Linked DNA regions of Mus musculus: region 1 is linked to region 2. Evidence: chromatin loops called from intact Hi-C (ENCODE). Cell type or tissue: heart. All regions are shown on one strand. Region 1 overlaps Dlc1 (deleted in liver cancer 1). Region 2 overlaps Dlc1 (deleted in liver cancer 1).

Evidence for each region. Hi-C counts contacts between places; a loop is a spot of excess contacts. Peaks named below come from ENCODE experiments on the same cell type or tissue, not always from the same donor. Only the 100,000 strongest peaks of a DNase experiment are listed, where the experiment ranks them.
Region 1: it touches region 2 in a loop (2.2-fold over the local background); 4 of 42 quality-filtered maps call a loop at or near these places.

Annotation. Positions count from the first base shown.
Region 1 is chr8:36,743,572-36,746,071 of GRCm38, reverse strand. All of the region lies in intron 5 of Dlc1 (deleted in liver cancer 1), which reads left to right. Among named protein-coding and RNA genes, the nearest start is that of Dlc1, 210 kb to the left of the region's middle. In heart, no CTCF peak of the experiment used is centred here; a DNase peak (open chromatin) is centred at 1,131; H3K4me3 peaks cover 104 bases; H3K27ac peaks cover 1,232 bases.
Region 2 is chr8:36,688,313-36,690,812 of GRCm38, reverse strand. The region is part of intron 5 of Dlc1 (deleted in liver cancer 1); the gene reads left to right. Among named protein-coding and RNA genes, the nearest start is that of Trmt9b, 230 kb to the right of the region's middle. In heart, a CTCF peak has its summit at 1,137; no DNase peak of the experiment used is centred here.

The DNA of each region.
Region 1 (2,500 bases), 55 kb before region 2:
TGGGCGCCTTGAAACTGGAAAGGAAGATCTGAGACATTGCTAGGCTAAGGAAGTGTTGGCAAGGTCAGGACTGCAGGGGTGCTTATGGCTTGATGATGCAATCATGCTGCCTGCCAGCTAGAGCCCAGAGCCTGTGTTCAGAGAGGAAAAGAGAGAGAAATAGGATAATTTCAAGCTCCAACTGGCCTTGGACAGTTATAACTTTACCAAGAACACTAAATCTTATAATCAGAGGTATTACCCCAGCTGCAAGATCTAGATATCCCTATTCTTGTATGCAACAGTAAAAAAGAAAAATTAAAAATCAGGAACTGTTTGTTTTAAATGATATGTTACCATACCAGGAACCATTTGATAATAATCATTATGATCAATATCACTTTTAATAAAGGAATATATATATGCATACACATATATACATATATATATATATATTTGTGAACTTTATATACATATGGACTATATATATATATATGACTTTATAGAGAGAGATGGAGTTTATATATATATATGTGTATATATATATATGTATATGTGTGTATATATATGTATATATATATGGGCTACATATATATGGACTTTGTGTGTGTCTGTGTGTGTGTGTCTGTGTGTGTGTCTCTCTGTGTATGTGTGTCTCTGTGTGTGTGTGTCTCTGTGTGTGTGTGGGGGGGGGGGATACATATATCAATTAATGACTGAACAGAGTTGAACATTTCCCAGTTATGTTTTGTTTTGAGTGACAGGTTTTGTTACATTTGACTTCTATGTTCTTATAACTCAATCGTTTCTTCGATAACAAATAACAAATGACATCAGTAGGATAAAGAGAAGACAGCATGAATTTGGAGAACTAAAGACCTAAAGCTGCTCCTTAAGAACTCTAACTTTTCCAACTGATTTCAGAGCGAATCACCCTTTCACTAAATGCTAGCAACAGCACAGCTACAGGCAAAGAGGTCTGCTTTAAATAAGGGCACTTCCCACTTCAGTGGCAAGGTTGCCACCTCACTTCCTACCGCCAGCCCTGCTGTGTTTTTCTTTTTTTTTTAATATTTTAGCTTCCAGGGTTCTTGCATCATTGACAACCTCATCTTCAGGCCAGATGTGAACTGCTCGCTCGCTCACTCGCTCGCTCGCTCACTCGTTCAGCATGAAATTCCAGAGGCAAAACCACTTCCGTTTCCTTGAGAGCTTGTTTTTCCTTTCTCTACTTGAAATGCTGATGGCACTTACCAATGAAGCACTGCTGTGTAAATAATTAAAAGAAAAAAAATGAGCCAATAGTGTTCCTGTAATCCAGAGCGTGTTAGTTGCATTTTCTGTAACACAACACTAAAACAATTGACCTACACATTTGGGCTTGCCGTTTTTGGTAGTTTTACATGAGCAGCCACTGTTTGGGGTCTGTGGTGACATGTGATATTATGGTGGGAGTGTGAACGTGGGGACAGCTGTCCCCACTGTGACCCAGGAAGTACAAAATGAATAAGGGAATAGATATCACAGTTCCTTAAAAGGACAACTGTAATGACTCAAAGCCTCCCCAGTAGGCCCCACGCTTAGACGCTCGCTCCTCTGTCTCCCAGCAGAGCCACCCTGGGAAACAATCTTAATGCAGTGGCCTCTGAGAGATAGCCAACACCCTAACTGTAGCACAGAGGCTGGTTCCCGACTTCACACAATTATGCTTGCCCTCATCACTGTCTCTTTATACCTTGTAGGTTTACTTCAGAATGAGGTTTCCCAAAGGACCTTTTTTTTTTCCACTCAGACCAGGGTTCCTGCATCATTGACAACCTCATCTTCAGGCTAAATGTCTTAGTTAGGGTTACTACTGCTATGCTGAGACACCATGAGCAAAAGCAAGTTGGAGAGAAAATGGTTTATTTGGCTTGTGCTTTCACATCATAGTCCATCAGTGAAAGGAGTCAGGACAGGAAGTCAAGGAGAGCAAGAACCTAAAGACAGGAGTTGATGCAGAGGGCATGGAGGGGTGCTGCTTATTGGATTGCTCCCTATGGCTTACTCGGGTTTTTTTTAATGGAACCCAGAACCCCAGACCAGGGGTGGCACTTCCCACAATAGGCAGGACCTTCCCCCATCAATCACTAATTAAGAAAATGCCCTACAGGTTTGCCTACAGCCAGATCTTATGGAAGTGTTTTCTCAACTTAGGTTCCGTCCTCTCAGATGACCCTAGCTTGTATGGAGTTGACATAAAACGAGCCAGCACAATTGTGGAAAGATATTAATATAAAATGAAAATTAGCGGAAAAATCCAGTGAAAATACAAGTTGCAAGTTGTTTACCATGAGCGTCAAATAAATATGGAAAGTATTGAGCAGCCTAAGGAGTTTCTCAATGACTACTCTCCTCCGCTCACATCTGACAGCTATCTAGACCCAGAGCAGCCAAGGGCCACACACCGAAGAGATTCACAGAGCAAGAAGTCCCAGCTAACTAAGCAGTTGGAGAAACAGGGGAAAAGGCTTTCTAGGAC
Region 2 (2,500 bases):
ATTTGGTTTTTGAATTCCAGAGATGTTTATCTAAATATCAGTCTCTCGAAGCTGCCAAGGCGATATTAAAGACTCTTAAGTGGGGTGGGGAGCGAAGATCCATGGATTCCTCTCCACTCTTGGATTATAGCTGAGTTACGGGCTTGGAATGGCAGTCGATAGGGATGGCTGTCCATTTCTTTTGGGTATGTGAAGGACTGTGGAGGAAGATAACCTGACAAGGCCCTATTCAGGCTTCAGAGTCTTGCTCAAGCATTGTCTTTGTCCCCCACTTTAAGCCTGTTTTTCACATTCAGGAAGCTGTGTCCATGCAGATGCCAATGGCCAAGAAAAACAGGATCACTCCCCCCCCCCCAGAGGACAGTGCCACTGCATTGACCAGGTATCTAAGAAGTCATGAATGGCTATTAATGTCATACCAGAATGAACAGAAAAGTTCTGTGGGCCAAACTGGACATTTCAGATATGTAGGGATTCGTTGTGTTGCTTGTGTTCTCTGGACACCAGGGGACCTGATAGCCAATGAAAATATCTACGAAAAACTCAAGACGCAATTCAGCGCATCTGCATCTAAGAAATGACAGTTGGGGCTAGGGATGTAGTTCCATGGTAGAGTGCTTACCTATCACCTAAAAGACCCAAGATGTTCTGCCCTGAACTGAAGAACAAAGAGAGGGAGGGAGGGAGGGAGGGAGGGAGGGAGGGAGGGAGGGAGGGAGGGAGGGAGGGAGGGAGGAAGAGATGATAGTTCAAAGACCGTACTTTTGTAAAGCACTTTCAAGGTCACCAATGATGTTCATCAATAGTGAGAGGACAGGAGAGTTTAAAATCATTCTGATATAGGGACACATGCAGTGCTTAATCCAATAAGCTGTGTGAATTTGGACAAGCTGGTTCTTAGCCTGTGGGCTCTTAAACCAGAAAAGCAGACCAGACAGCTGCTCCCTGTTCTCAATGTCATCATTTACTTTTTAAAAAGAGTTTTAAAAGTGTGTGTGTGTGTGTGTGTGTGTGTGTGTGTGTGTGTGTGTGTGTGTGTGTGTGTGTGTGTGTGTGTGTGAATTCCAGTGCGTATAGCTGCGCCCCCTGGAGGCAAGAAGTGGGAGTACGATCCTTTGGAACTGGAGTTAGAGGCTGTTGTAAGCAGCTTGGTGGTGTGGGTACTGGCAATCAACTCTGGTCCCCTCCAAACCTCCCCTGGGAAGAACAGCAGGTGGTTTAAACTCTGCACTATCTCTCCAAGTGCCCTGTCCTTTACTTTTTAGTTGAACAGCAACAAAAGACAAATAGGCAATGACTTTCAAGGAGGCGATGTTCGATCAGCTTGGAAGAGCACCTATGGCTGTGTATTTGATTAGAACTCCCGGGAAGTGTCTGATGGCTGGCCATGACAGTTTCTAACGCTATCCACACCAGCAGAGACTTAACATAGCATTTATAAAGCTCTCCTGTAATCAGCATTTTCTGGCTGAGAGTGCAAGAAATGCATTGCTGGCTGGTGTTAGCGAAACATCAAAGTCCTTTCTTAGAGAGCTGTGTCCGTTTCCCGCCTGTTTGGTGTGCATGAAATCAGTGAACCTAATAAAGTAAGGCTTGTTAAGAAGAGCAACAAAGTTGCTGGCGTTCTTTATGAGTGGGCAGCCGCCACAGAAGAGATCAAAGCCAGCTCCGGTGGGGTCTGGACATCTGTTTTCTTTTTACGCAGAGTGTTATTTGGTTAGTTGTTTGACAACATCAAAGCTTCTGGCCATTACTTTTTAGGTCCACATGGGACCCAAATTCATTTTACTAATCCGTCTGGTCTAAGATGGAAGTGTTTTCCATAGCTGCGGGTCACCAACTGGAGTGAAGTGAAGACTCCCAGAATGGAATGCATGTTTTCTTTACCGGCCTGGGATATAAAGAAGCACCTTGGTTTATTGCAGTGAGGAAATGTCATATACGACATATAACCAAGGAGAACAGTTCTTCTCCTCCACCTCTTCTTTCTCCCCTCCCTCCCTTCACCCTCATTGAATTATCATGTACACAGTGCATATTCACCCATTAAAAACACACAGGTCAATAGACTTTAACAGAACTGAATTGCACGCATTTAATATTTTCTATAACCTAAGATAGTCTCTTAGCCACCTATGATCATTCTCCATTGCACATGTAACCTGGTCCTAGACAACTGTTGACCCAACGTCCAGGTTTGAGTGTTCAGACCATGCCATACAAGGCGAGTCATAACCTACCAAGGCCTCTTTGACTGTCTTCTATTGCTGATACAATAGTTTCAAGGTTCATAACCATGCAGCACTTGTCAATATTTTATGACTTTATATCGGCACAAAATATTCCACTATATATGTGTGCCACCTATTTTATCAATTAGGGACATTTGTACTGTTTATATAATAGGTGTCATTATGAGTAATGTTGCCTTATGTATTTGCATATAGATAAATATGTGAAAATACATCATCTTTGTTCTAGGACAGATGCCAAAATTTCT